Linked DNA regions of Homo sapiens: all the other regions are linked to region 3. Evidence: chromatin loops called from intact Hi-C (ENCODE). Cell type or tissue: Calu3. All regions are shown on one strand.

The links. A loop is a pair of places that touch in the nucleus more often than their neighbours do. Peaks named below come from ENCODE experiments on the same cell type or tissue, not always from the same donor. Only the 100,000 strongest peaks of a DNase experiment are listed, where the experiment ranks them.
Region 1: a loop joins it to region 3, with 17 times the contacts of the local background. A loop is called at or near these places in 4 of 110 quality-filtered maps.
Region 2: a loop joins it to region 3, with 3.0 times the contacts of the local background. A loop is called at or near these places in 8 of 110 quality-filtered maps.

The regions. Positions count from the first base shown.
Region 1 is chr4:116,356,385-116,361,384 of GRCh38, reverse strand. No RefSeq gene overlaps it. Among named protein-coding and RNA genes, the nearest start is that of MIR1973, 59 kb to the right of the region's middle. In Calu3, a CTCF peak has its summit at 2,580 (motif pointing left); a DNase peak (open chromatin) is centred at 2,604.
Region 2 is chr4:118,221,492-118,226,491 of GRCh38, reverse strand. NDST3 (N-deacetylase and N-sulfotransferase 3) reads right to left here. Exons shown (of 14, transcript NM_004784.3): 7 at 1,819-2,001. Among named protein-coding and RNA genes, the nearest start is that of SNHG8, 55 kb to the left of the region's middle. In Calu3, a CTCF peak has its summit at 2,033 (motif pointing right); no DNase peak of the experiment used is centred here.
Region 3 is chr4:118,031,721-118,036,720 of GRCh38, reverse strand. NDST3 (N-deacetylase and N-sulfotransferase 3) reads right to left here and starts at 2,235. Exons shown (of 14, transcript NM_004784.3): 1 at 2,129-2,235. In Calu3, a CTCF peak has its summit at 2,340 (motif pointing right); DNase peaks (open chromatin) are centred at 2,360, 2,770, 3,130 and 3,420.

The sequences.
Region 1 (5,000 bases), 1.7 Mb after region 3:
CACCGGCTCCAGGGATAGTCATTTCTAAGGGGTAGAACCACCAGGGGGCTCATCACACTTGCAAAAACCAAGAGCGTACCACCTCCCAGTTATGTGAGTGTCTGGGCAATGTGGGGAGAACAGTGGCACGTACATAAGACCACCCCCATGTACAACAGCCAGTCCAGTTCACTGGTAAGACCACCCTGTGTACCCACAGACTCATAAACTCCCAGGGGGCACAAAGTCCATCAGAGCCTGACCGTGGTGGGGCTGCTTGCTATACCATACCTTCAGTGTGGTGACATGTGTTATGTTTGCACAGGTCGTAAGGGGCATCCATCCCACAGTGGCGGTACCCTAATGCTGTTCTATGCACCATGTTGCTTGGGTCAGGGGTACTACATGTTCCCCCACTAGCCAGTCCCACCCATCATAAACACTATGGGCCAGCCAGGAGGTGGGTGTACCATGGGTCTTGCAGTGTCCTTTGTCCAAGGCTAGCCATGTTGCGTTCCAGGCATCGGTCATGGGACCCCAAATCTCCAGCCATGTTCAGTTCTCTGCAGACCCTGAATGTATGTGCTGAGGCAAGCCATCTGCAGCTGCTGCTGGAAGGGCAATGCAGATCCAACTGTTGGAAACATTGGTTACCTCAGTGTAGTCGAGGGCCCAGCCCACAATGCAATCGGAGCATGTTAACCAATGGTCAAAATGACAGAGCAGGCACAGGTACTAACAGAGGTAAATCACATCCCTCAGGCAAAATACAGGCTAACCTTTCATCCTGGATAAGAATGCAGCCACCAAAGGTTTCTGCACTGGGCGATGGTAGCACATTTTCTCGGCTCCCCATGATTACTTTGGGTCCTGTATATATGCCAAAGTCACAGGAAAGCTCATAATAGGACATGCAGACAGTACATATGTCCCCTGGAGAAGGGTTCCCCCCCGACTGTTCCCCTATGAACAGTCAACTGTGAGGGACATGTATTGAACACCCAAGGAGTTTCATGCAAGTCATACTGTAGGCCCTCTACCCAGGGAGCTTTGATGGCCAGCTACCAGGAGTGGGGGGCTTTGGTCCATGTGGTCCATGGTCACAGCCAAGTTTTCTGTTCTCTTGCCTACCATTCATCTCCACACCTGGTTGTGGGAGGTCATCCTTCCTCCCATAAGTTTTGCCACATAGCTTGGCCCCACATGGACCAGTGACCAAGTGGCCACTTCTGTATTTTCCAGGTAGGTAACCACAAGGTTAAGCCTCAAGAGACCACCCAGCTATTGGTACAGATTGTCATAGGTGTCACCTCCTTAGTGATCACCATCCACACTGATCTAACTTCAGCCCATTGGCTACTTTGCCCATACTCAGTTTCAAACCGTATGGTGTCAATATTAGGTTGGACTGCAACAGTTTTCCAGGAAGCAGTAGTATCTTGGCTAGACCCATCTGTGTACCATGACCCACTGGCAATAGGGGGGCTCCCTTCCTTAAATGGTGCTGGCTTGGGGTCTAGGGGTGCCTCAGGCCCCATGGCCTTATCTTGCATTAGGACTACAGGTCCCAAGACCTCTTGCAGCTCTGCTTCTAAGGGACTCATACTCAGAGTACTCCGCTGCTCAAAGTACGTGTCCCACTTTGCTAAGGTGGATGTCTGCGCTGTCCCAGTCCAAGGGGTCATTGCCCATGAATGCACCCATCCCACTATAGAGTATGTTGTCCGCATGACAACTGTAGCCTATCTTGTCATGCTCTCATGAGGCTGAAGGGCGGCATATACAGCTGCTGTTTCTCTGTCAAGAAATACCGGAGCTCAGCTGCTTTCCAAAGTTGGGACCAAAAATCTACTGGCATTCTAAAGGGCTCCGTGCACTGCGAGGGGCCCCAGCCAAAACCATCTGTGGTCACATGCACATGCAGCTCAAATGGGTGCCCCTGGTCAACTTCCTGTAGGGCTTGTGCCTGCTGAATAGCCCAGCTGGCTGCTAGGAAGGAGGTCCCAGCCGCACCATTCCAATCCCAGGAAAGAGGAGCATTGCCATTTCTAAATCTGCAAAATAATCAGAAGTTAACATAATATCACCCATGACATATAGAGACCATGACATATAGTGAGGCTATGCATATAGCCCTGCGGCAACACTGTGAAAGTCCATTGTCATCGTTCCATGAAGGAAAGCTATTTCTGGCTCTCTAGAGCAATGTCAATTGAGAAGAATGCATTGGCCACTATGTGGCCACTATTGTTCCACTATAGTGGTACTGTTCCAATTTCATCATAAAGTGGTCCATCAAGTCCGTGATAAATGGGTCAGCTGCCAAGCCATGTAGAATGTCCACCCATAGAATGTATCTGTGCTAGTGTCTACCAGTGCCAGCACTTGCCGTATGTTGGTGGGGGACAAGTGGATTGCTAATTTCACATGTGGCCTCCAGTCGTCCGGTGTTTTTCTAAGCTGGTCACCTTGGCCAGTTCCTTAATCAAATAGAAAAAGCTCTACACCCGCGCCCAGCTGCAGCAAATAATCTTTGAACTGGAACTCCCGGGAGGGACCTGGTCATGCAGCATTACCCTTCTCCTGAATGACTTGCACCAAGTCTGTATACGACTGCCATCTACTGACAGTTTTGAGTATTTCACCGGCATCGTTCACAGTTCCTGTGGTTGCCCATAGCCTCTCAGTCAGGGTGTGGTCACCTTGCCCTTGTTCCAGCCAGCTACTTACTTGCAGCCACTGACGAAAGAAGGGATGAGTTGTGATAGAGGCCAGCTTTTCCATCTCAGAGGTGGAACAGCATATACAATCTGCCCCCTCGTTTCACAGACAAAGCATCCAGGTGGGCAGGGGTTTCCTGGACGCTGGTAACACTGTTTCTTTAATTCCCACACCTCCCCGCGGGACCCCTTAGGGACTAAGCAGGCAATTCCTGCAGCACAGTCACAAATGCCCAACCAACTGCTGGCAAAGGCTGGCTCCTTCTCGATGCTCTGTGCTTCCAGCTGCTTCAGTGCCTTCTCCATGCTTGTGGGGGACCCACCTACCACCACCCAGGTTTCCACCAGAGCCCATCCAAGCAGCACAGATGCTTGTAAGCACAGCCTATCCAAGTACCACAATCCATGTTGTGGCCACATGGCTGACCTGGAATCAACAGGGGCCAAAGGCTCACTCACTTTGGCATCCTGTCGACTATGTCAAGTGTCACACCAAGTGTCAGATTCCAACCCAAGCTGAGGACCGAAGGGAGTGGGTAGACAAGTGGCAGACAGCTGAAAGAACACTTGAGGAATTGTAAGAAGTTTCAACATGGCTTTGTTCTCTCTCTGGGAGCAAGCAAGCCATCCGTATGTACAGCATCAGCAGGGTAGTTATACCTTTTACAGACAATAGTGGCTCCGAGCCAAGTGCGAGGTCATGTGAGTGGTTACATAATGCGCCTCACATGGAGTGGTTACATAATGTGCAGAGTTGTGCACCTGTGCTCCAAACCTGCTGAGTCATGCCACATCAGAAGCCTGCCTTGGCCTACTCCTGACTAAAGTGCAGCCATTTCCCTTACACTGGGGAACTTTAGTGATGAAATGTTCTCCATCATTCTTTGCTTTATTTTTTTCTTTTGTAAGTTTCACATTTCCATGGAATTAGCAAAATTCATCAAATAGAACACTTAGAACTGTGTGTTTTCTTTTTTGTATACTTTGAGTTTCCATTTTAGCATTTTATTTTTTATCGTATATAAATTGCACCTGAACTTTTAAAAAAATAATAAGAATGAAATAAAGCAAGCAGAGAACCAAAAGTAAGGGGTTATAGTAACCTATTTTACTTCCCACCACAACAAAAATTAAAGGAAATTAAAAGGATTTTTTTCAGTGTTACTAGATGTGGTTTGACCTATATTTGAGTGCTCTAGATTACTGAGGTTAGGAATATTTGTACTACAATTATGTAAAAAAGTGTGTATGGAGGAGACAGAATAGCCAACCAACATTTGGATGGCATCATGTTTTAATATCTTTGTTTAATATGATTCAAAGCATCATACATAATTGCAAACAATATTCCTTTTAAGGATGAAACTATCTGCAGATATATCTGTTTTAAGCAATTAGTGCACAAACCAATGTCAATTGAGAAATTTGAAATTAGGTCAACTATTTTTGTTGCTTGATTCCAAGCAACCAATTTTACTTAATTTTACATAAATTTGTTTGCTATTTGTCACACTCTACAAACATTTGCTTTTAATTCTATTATCTAGAAGAAAAAAACTAAGAATGGGAAATATTTTTAAAAAATGAAGGCTTGCTATGATTCTACAGAAAACTCCTCTCAAATTATAGATTCTTTTTGTAAAAGAAAGTCTCAAACACAGAGTAATAATAATATAGAACTATATTTCCTATAATTCACAACTAGTTGACTTGTGCTAAGTTGTATTCTTTTCACCTTCTCTAGTATTAAAGAATTCACTTCAGGATTAATTGTCTCCTCATTCCTTCTAAGAAGTTATGTTCTGAATAAAAGTGACTGCCTGGGCAGGCTGAAAGGTGGATTTTAGAAAGCTGACTCAAGGATTCTGGGAATATTTATGAAAATATGTATTCTAACATAGGAGTTAAAAGCATTCAGAGTCTCAAAAACGTTGGTTTCTATGAAAATAATATTTTTGGTAATTTTTACAGTGATATTTCATATCCACATTACTCATTCACTGCCTGTAGAAAGATCTGAGGGTATTGCTCTTTGCAATTTATCAACAGCCCAATGTTTCTGAAGACTTACAAATAATTTATTTTTCTTTACCAATTGGTAAAGCTATAGGTGAGGAAGAATAGTCAAAAGGTATTTAGGAAAAGCACTCCCATTATATACTTAAGAGATGAAACCAATCTACTCTGAGCCAAAGAAAGCAAAAAATAAATAAATAAAAGAAACACAGAAATGTTAAGCATTTCTGCAATGACTTAACATTTTTTTAAAGTCTGAGCTTTTTCATACCCTCACATCTCAAA
Region 2 (5,000 bases), 190 kb before region 3:
TTCTAAGTAACTTTGAGCTTTCCAGCTGTGCTTCAAAGGGATAGGGATCTGGCCAAAATACTACTATCTAAAGAGACAGCAGATACGTCTCAGCTGCCGTCAAAGGTTGATAAATGTATATCTAAAAATGTAACTTTATAGACTATGATGCTAGAAAGTCCTAAGTTTTAGCAAAAGGGAATAATGAGGGTGAATTACTACCTTAGGGATTCTGCTTTTGGTCTATAATATTTAACACCAACATCCACTGCACAAGTCCTATTTAGAACACCCTTCATTTTAAGAACAAAGTATATATTATGTAGAAAAGGAGGAAGAATTACAGTACCCTTTAATATTATTTCAGGAATGGGCAAACAGTACCACTTTTTTATTTCTAGTCAATTAATACCATAGGTATGTGAAGTTAAATAAGACTTCTGCTTATTTTTAATAAGCAACAGATGTTAAGACTAAAGTGAGAGTATTCTTTTTGGCTGTTCTTCTGAAAAAAAAAACAAAAAAACAGTTTAAAACTTGTCACCTGAAATAATGATTTCAGTTTAAAAGTAAGGTTGAATTAGCAGGAAAATTGCATGTCTTTCCATTGGCTAACATTTGGTGATGTTTCGTGGTGGTTAAAATGAAAAGATGCTTGTTAAAACAACGGAAAAGTAATATGCAGTCATAAGTCCACAACCACCAACTTTAACCTGCTAAATATGCAGTTATGTCTCTTGGAGTCATCTGTGTGTGCTCAGGAGGTAATTAACTTACGGTTGAAAGCTGAATGCATTGAGTATAAAGTTCAGAGTTAACAACTTCAATCTGTGGTAAAAAGTTACTGAGTTCTACTTCTGATGATTGTTATTGTTTTACCATCAGCTCTGTCTGTAACTCTAGTAGCGTTTAGAACAGTGATTAAGAAGTACAGCTTTTGGAACCAGATGGCCTACAACTGATTCCTGCTCTGCAACACACTAGCTGTGTGACCTTGCTTAATTGACTTAGCCTTTCTGTGCTTCAGTTTCTTCATCTGTAAAATGCAAATCATAACTGTACCTACCACTTAAGGTAGTTGTGAGGATTAAATGAGTTAACACATGTCAAGTGCCCCGTCTGACATATAATAAGCAATATGTAATTATTTGCCAAGATTATTATTTTTCACAGATCATGGAGTGGACAATTTAAATTCAAAGTTGTTCCTGCAATTCTATGATACATAAGAGTCTATGCTTTGAAATCTAGGTTACCCCCAGAGTCATCTGAATATGCTGTATTCATGTGGTATTTATCTTAAGAAGCTCAGTGATTTTCCCATGAAATGCTTTCCCCCATATTAATCCCCAATTAATACTTTTGAAAGCTGTCCACATTCAGTGGCTGTTGGCTGTTGGTGTACCTCGTGGTTCAGAAGGCAGATGTCAGTTCTGAACTCTTCTCAGAGATCCTTTAATATGGTTTAGTCATTAGAGATATGGGGATGTGTTCAAAGGCTACCTGTCTAACAAACGACCTGTTTACCATCTTCTACTCTTCCAGCCTATTGCAACCTGTAGATTTATCTCTCACTCCTGATTGAAGACGTTATATTCATTGAATCTGTCACTGAACTTTCCGAATCCCATAATTTCCAATGTGCAAGGGAACAGGGAATTGGGTGCAATATGTAGCAATGATATACAACTACAGTTTAGGAAGGAGTAGTTTCTCAAATTTACTAACATTTCCAAAATGCAGGTTTTTTCAGGTGCCTTCACTTTTCAAATTTGGGATATCTCACAGAATTATGTTCCTGGAATTAACTGGTTATATCAATTATTTAATTAATTTTACCTGCCAGAGAGGGTCTTTCTGATCAGGAAACAGCTCAAAATACTTGTGGGCCAGTTGTACTGGAGGCAGAGTCTGAAGTCGCAGGTTGGTCCAGCTCTTCACAAAGTTGGCCAGATTAACAAATGTATATAATCCCAGTCGGTCATTCCCATAGTTGGACAAATGGGTCATGAAAATGCTGATCTGAAAAAAGCAAATGAACTTCAGTGTAAATAACATTTATTTTGACACTAGAGGGCAGTATAATCACAGCCATGCTAGTTTTTTTCCTTAAGTAGTCTGCACAGGGTTTCAGTTGATGGCGTGTTTTTGGATTTGGGACATGTCCCTCAAACCCTCATTATATTAATACATACTGGAGGATGTGTTATCAGCAAGACTTGAGCATTTTTTCCCTGAAATTTTCTTATATTTCATAACAAAAAAATACATTCAACATCAATAGCTGCTGTATACCCATGTTGGTGCAATAAGACTGATGCTGAATAACAACCTGTATATTTCTCAAGCCCTTTTTCACATTCCTTAGTTCCATTATTCCCAATATAAAACATCTCCTTTAAGAAAAATCTTTAATGCTTGGCTAGATAAAATTGACTCTTCCTATGGAAGCACCTGACCTAGATTGAATCCATGCATTGAAAGACAATCACAGAAAGTGCAGGAAACTTTTTATAATAAAATAAATTTGAACTCTGCAGGTTAGACTGCATTGGTCTGGGATGTAGACGTAGAATGGGTATTTGTAGCTTTAAGTGAATGCAGATAATTTTTGCTGGTTAGTGTTGACAAATGAATTCTTCTGCATGAGATTTTTAATGGCAAAGAAAGCCATTGTGACGTTTATGCTGCTATAAAAAAGATCATAAAATAATTCATGTGATAATAGTACTTTCCTAAAATATATAATGTCATGTGAATGAATAGTAACAATGGTTTACTATAATCATAATAATGAATTTAATAGGTCATTCATTAAGAGGCTGAAAGAAATATTCAAGAAAATTCATTGAGGTAATGTGACAGAGATGAGAGAAAAAGTTATGTTAATATTTAACACAATAAATAAGAAAAATGTAATTACTTAACAACTATGAATAAGAGGAAGTAGTAATATCCTATGGAACAAATCCTGCAGGCTTTTACATAAAAAGCTTCATTGTGATCAAGAATATTTGCATTTCTATTCACTCTGCCTGAACATATATTAAATCTTTGAACTTTTACAAATAAATTATTTTGTGAGTGATTTAAAATAGCTGTCTGTACCAGCAGACCAATGCAGTCATGGAATTGGGAACTAAGCCTTTTACCATTTTGGGTCTTTCTTAAAAAATGAGACTTTAAAACTTAAATCTTCTGGTTATTTTTTAATAGCAACTTCAATTCTGTGACTTAAATTTCCTCTTTTTCTCCTGTAAAATTTATCAGAACATTAGGTGATTGAGAAACTTATGAAAATCATTCTTAAATTTGGAAGTTTTTTTCTAATGTCGTTGGAGGTGGTCTTTACTCATTTGTTTTACATGCCACATTTTTCAGTGTAGCTTAATAAGGTAGAAAAATGATACTTCTGGTCACCTTTCTCCTAAAAATTTTTTTAAATACAATTTTAAAAATGTGTATTTTTAACCTGGTTAGTAAGTTCAAATTTCTTGCTTTATTTTTATGAAAGATTTGTCAGTAAGTCTATATGTGTCATATTTCACTTGAATAATATCTGCATGGGACAGAAAATGGGAAATAGAGATACTATATAACCTCATGATACTAATACATTCGAAATCCCTTTGAATTCACTTTTTAACCTCAGAAAACATTTTATTCTGACAATTAAAGCAGAGAGCTACTCTCTACCTGCATGACTATGGAAAGTAAAAAAATGCTACTCTTTCTGATAAAGACAGATGGAACCCAAAATGAGTTATGAGCTAGTAAAGAACATTGCTTTTCATGAAACTGAACCTGATTTGGAAGAATTAAGGTGATACTTATAAGGTGTTGAACTTAGTCCTGTAAAAGAAAACCTACTTAGCCTCCAAGCGTGGAACTTTTCCCAAATGTTCAATTCTATTTTTATATTCCCACTTTAATATAATGCAAGGTGCACCATAAGCTAAAGGACGGTTTAATGTTTTTGTAACGCATGTCACCTTATGACCCTTTTAGACTCTGTACTCAAGCCTGAGATTTGTTTTGTGCCCCTGAAGGCCATAAGGGAGTATAATTTGTCAGGCATAATACATTTCAATTTCTTTTTGAACTTTTTTTTTTCATGAATCACAATATTTTCTATAGACATGGAATATTGCATATCTTTTGCTGAACATGTAACCTCTCTTTCTTTGTTACTTTTTTCTTAGGAAGGTATGCACATTAAGGAACATAATTGACAAAAACAGATATATAACAAGAATGTTTTGGTTAAAAAGTTAGCTTGCTTTCTAGACAGTCTTTCTTCCTTACCTGTGTACTGACCTATGACATTTATAATGTCATTTCACTTCTTGGCAATTCCTCACCTGACAACAATTTCTGTACAGCATAGAAAGAAACAAAGAAAAGGCTTGAAAAGGCTGCTAGTTCAGGAGAAGCAGATATTAGTCTTTTCCTAAAGATGATACTTTTACAATTTTAAGAGTGCTTCAGGACTGAGGTTTTATTTTTGTTTTTTTTTTTTTAGATGGAAAATTGATCAAAATAAATTATTTTTATTATACTTGTAGATTCCAATGAGATGGAAAGTGTCAATAGAAGTGACAATTGCATTTATAAAACAATTTTTGCTATAAACACACTATGAGTAATTAGTTGTCACCAAAAGGACTGTTTAGCTGCTTAAAACTCACATCATTTGAAACTGCCAAAGGCATAATGTTTATATGATTAACAACTGAAACAATTCTTTCTAGTCTGTGAGATATAGATGTGTATAGCCAGATGGTTATCTGTGAATTTTTTTCTGTAAAAAGGGAAAAGGTAAATGTCAAATACCACATACATTAGTCTTTATGAGAGAGGAAACAGATACTGTTTGTCAAAGTGTAACTAAGAGAAAAGTGTGGGAAGCTTTATCTATACTTTCTAGCATCAACCCTGTGAATCCACTAAGCTCTAGGTATGGGGGATGCATGGCTCATTACCAAGAATAAAAAGCAAAATACAGGTCCTGGTGCAAACGC
Region 3 (5,000 bases):
TCACTGTGATATCCAGGTATCTAAGAGTATAGTTTTTTACTATAAACAAACAGACAAACCAAGAAATATTAAAATCACCCCTTTACGAGAAACTTCAGTCATGAAATAGTTTTGAGGATTGTTCAGACTAATTATCTTTATAATGTAGGTCGTTACTTTTGTGGCCTGGCAGCATTCCTAATCTGGACAGGTGTTCAGAGTTCATGCATTTCAGTGTGAATGCTCATTTATAATAGACACAGCACAGGGAAAGTAAACTTCTACTGTTTTCCCTTACTGTCAGAACTGTTAAGCAATTAGAAATTCAAGGCATTCATTTAGTTGAGAATAGTGTTTTTATCCTTAATTCAATTTCCCTGATTTTATAGTGTATATAAATCACAAAGTATTTACATATAGTTTAAAAAAATATATTTTGCATCTTAACAAATGCACTTTTAAGGCTCTAATCACCAAAAAGCAGCTGAAACTCAATCAGGTTTCAAGGAAGTCATATAATCAGAGTCCCAAGATTAAAAGAAAAAAAATTGTAATTTCTTTACAGTTTTAAAATTTTGAAATGACAGGTAGACAATTACATATTTACATTTTAGCTTATAATAACTTCTTTAGCAGAATATATGGTTTAGAAAAAGAATCTCCAATGCCTGATTATCTCTTCTACTATATATTTTTTAACAAACTTTTCAGTTACACCAAAAATTAATATTTGCCTCAATGTTCAGAAATAATGCTTTTCTCAAGAAAATTAATTTAAAAAGAGGGTATATATAACTCCACCAAACTAAACTATAACAAATATCTCCAGAAAGAGATAAAAGTTTTATTTTATCTAAAACATTTTAGTAATGTAAGAATTCTTCATTTTAAAGACTATGAAGAAAATTAACTCATGTGACAAGCTCAAAATTAACATTATTTACACAAAGAAACAAATCTTCTGTTTTACCATCAAGATGATAAAGAAAAATGATAACAAAATTAGAAATGGTAGATACTGTGTTAACCAGAGAAAGAAAAAAAAGAGCTTATCTTAGGCAAGCCTCTTTATATGTTCAGTACTATTTTAAAAAGGAGCCTCCTTCAAACTTATATTTGAAATCTCCATCTTAAATATAATATTGATAGGAAGGTATGGATGAAGAAAAAGGGAAAAAAATTCCCTTCAGCTGAATATCGGATATTCTAGAGTTTCTCTGCCATATCATCCTGCTCTCTGGTGGTGAACAGCATTGCTCAGTAGTTGATAACATGAAATTTTCTAAGGGCAAAAAAAAAAAACAAAAAAAAAGTGTGTGTCCCAGATCAGTTGCACACATCTCAATATTTGATTTGTATTTTAATTTAATACAAATGTATTAAGAATGTAGCTGTTTGCATTGTCTAGAAGGGTTTTCTTCTAAACTCTTCCAGATTACATGTTGCTATATTTCAATATGTTTATAAAGAATATAGATACTAATACATTTTCGACATTAAATAACTCTGATGCTTAAACAGTATCCAGCTATTAGAAAAACTATTTGAAAAAGGATCTGAGTAAACCCCTTAAAGATGTAACTTTGCTTTTACCTGCCCCCACAAAATGGATATATTAAATAGAAGATATATCTGTTTTCTTTAAATTTAAAGTTTCTGTATTTGATACCTAGATTGATTCTTTCCATTTCCATTTAATTTTATTAATTGTATAGTTTTAAATAATGTCTATAAACTGCATCAAATAGAAAGCCTTTTGAGGATCATTACTGTGTAGATAGGCAGGTAGTTTAAAGTCTCTGATATTCCTTACAAAATTCTGTCAAGGCAACAGACATGTGTTCTGTTAAACAGATCTACTTCAGAATCATTATAAGTTGGTGAATATCTTAAACAATTACAAGAGGTCATTTCTTTAGTACCATAATCTTATGAAAGGGAAGCTTTAAAATCATCCCTGAATGAGACGGTCCTTTGTTTCACTTAATTTAATCAAAATACTCTATATTTCTTCTTCAAGAATAAAATGAAGCACTTGTTCAATCTTGAAATTTTTAGATTATTTGAAAGCAAAGTTGTTATCTCTTAAAAGCCCCTACATTTATGAGTGAGGCATTAATGCACAGTATAAATAAATAAATACACTTACCTGGAATTAAAGTTCAGAGCTGAAAATGCTTGAGAAAGTTGCAATAGATGGAAAAGAAACGGAAACAGTACCACTCGTTACCATCGGCTCAGGCTTTTTGACTTTACAAGTGGTAGCAACACCAGTCCTGGCCCAGTACTCTCATGTTATGTAACATCTTATTAATATTAGCCATCAAACTGCTACCAAGCTGGTGAGGCACTAGAGGGCAAGAGTGTCACATGCAAGACCCGTCGCCAAGGGACCGGCTTTGGTACCACTTCGGGGGAAGACAGATGCTAACTAAGCTGATGAATAACAGGATGCCCGAATACAACAGCAAACTTGTAACGTTCCTCAAAGAATATTTTACATGTCAATTTTCTGACTAGCGGAAGAGTTAACAGGTTAATAAATATGAGCAAGCAAATAACCACACCATGAAAAACTTTTAGGATTATATTTACAAACCCACAGTCACTCAAGAGGCTGTTTGTTTTTTTCTTTCCATTGTCTAAATAAACTTATTTAAAACAGGAGAAAAAAGCTGGTTAAATAAAACGAGTGTCGGTTTCAGGACTCCCTCATTCCAAGCCGCGAGAAACTTGTCTGGTCGAGATGCCGCCTCTGGAGTCCGCATTCCAAGGCGCCCGGATCGGGTTTCTGGGCGAGGAGACCGGCCCCGTCCTCCATGGAGATTACCTGGGGCTGCAGCCGTCCGCGGGCTCCTCCTTCCCTCGGGTCTTCGGCCTCAGCCGCTCCCCAGGGCCCCTCGTCCGGGTGGCGCTTGGGTGCTACGCGGTGCCCGGGGTCCGGCGGGGGCGACAAGCGGGCGACCTCTCCCCTCCGCGCCCGGGATCTGCGCGGACACAGCTGGTGGCGACTTCGGCCGCTCAGGCTGCGGCTGCGGGGCGAGCGCAGCGGGTGCGCCGGGGACTCCTGCGCTGGAGAACCACGGCCCTGGGACCCGCCCGGCCGCGCCTCCGCCGCCCTCGCCACCGCCTCCCGGGCGGGAGCCGCCGCCTCCCAGCTCCCGGCCCGCGCGCGCCCGCCCCGGGGAAGGGGAGGGAGCGGGAGCTGAGGACGGGAGCCGCCTCCATCGACCGGGCTCCCGCCCGGACCGGCCCTGAGGATCTGGCTGCCCGGGCCTCGACAAGGAGACCCCGGGGGTTCCGCCCCGGCCTGCCAGTTCCGACCGCCCCTCCCGGCGGGTTGGCGGCGGCCGCCAAGGATGAAACGTCTTGTGCGGCCAGGGAAAGGGGTGCGAGTCCCCGAGGCGACGCTGGAAGGGTGGGGCGCACCCGCGCGGTCCCTTCCTGTGGTGCTCCTGCCGTTGGCACTGGACCAGGGCGGCTGCGAGGCTGCAAGAGTTTCCTCTGTTCGCCAGTTTTTTTCAAATGCCATGTGTTTCAGCTCCTGAAGACAAGTGGAAGGCCAGCAACTGAAGAGATATTTTGGATTCAAGGTGTGAGGTTACCCTCTCCAGAACTATAGTTTGATTAGAAGTGTGAATCGAATGATATATATTTTTAAAAATTTCATTTGGTTCCACTAACATGTGAATTGTATTAAGTGGGGTCTACTAATGATACTTTGTATTGGCCATTTGTGGTTTTGCTTCCCAGCACTCACTCTTGTTGAAACAGTACTCCTGTTCATTTTGGAAGATCCAACCACTTGATCTCACCCCGCAGCCCATTTGCTTTAGGTGATGTCAGCCGCTGCTGACTCACTGGTAGACCCACAGCTCAGGTCTGGCCAGTGATGGCTTTCTGTCCTGGTAGCATGGGTAGGTATGTAACCCAGGTCTGGCCAATCAGAGAGAAAAACAGAAAAAAACCACCATTCTGGGACTTTTTTTTTTCCTTCCTCTCTTAAGAAAGTGGACTCTCTTCTACTGGACTTTGCATAATGAAGATGTGAGCTTAGAGCTTGAAGTCTGAAAATAAAGCTGATACTCAGGAAGGCAGAACTGAGAGTTGGAGAAAAGTGAAACCCAGATGGAGATTTTCGAGCTTGGAATCGAGCTGTAGCTGAAATAAGTTCTATCTCTGGATATTTTCATTCATAAACAAATACATTCACTTTTTTTTTTGATTCGGAGTCGCGCTCTGTCGCCCAGGCTGGAGTGCAGTGGCGTGATCTCAGCTCACTGCAAGCTACGTCTCCCGGGTTCCCACCATTCTCCTGCCTCAGCCTCCCGAGTAGCTGGGACTATAGGAGCCCGCCACCAGGCCCGGATAATTTTTTGTATTTTGGTAGAGACGGGGTTTCACCGTGTAAGCCAGGATGGTCTCGATTTACTGACCTCGAGATCCGCCCACCTCGGCATCCCAAAGTGCTGGGATTACAGACTTGAGCCACCGCGACTGGCCACATTCACTTTTGTCTTAAGGCAGCTTGGACTGCATTTGCTGTCCCTTGAAACTGAAAGAGACACAAACGATGATACAGTAATTAAATATTCTGGTTGTTTATTAACTTTATCAGGGTATTTGGATTCGTAGTTCAAGACCTTCAATTAGAACCCAATGTCCTGAAAGGGTTAGTTGGAATTGTGTTTTAAAATCAGGAAGTTATATATCCTTTTTGTTCTATGTGATGGAGGGGTTACAGATGTGACTGAACCAATTGCTCCTTCTGGAAGCCCACAAAAATGTCAGGATGCTAGAATTCTTTGGCCAAGTAACATGTATTAGATTGGTTTTATTTATTTTTTAGTTGGAGTGTTCCCTGGAAGTCTTGTGCCTTTTAAGAATTTTAAGAACCCACATTTATTTTTCTATGTACTCCTTACCCAAGAGAGAGCCTGCTCTGTCTTCCGAGCAGCCATGCATTCATCATTTTAGTAATCAAAAAAATTATTGAACACCTACTAAATGGCTCTGGGAAT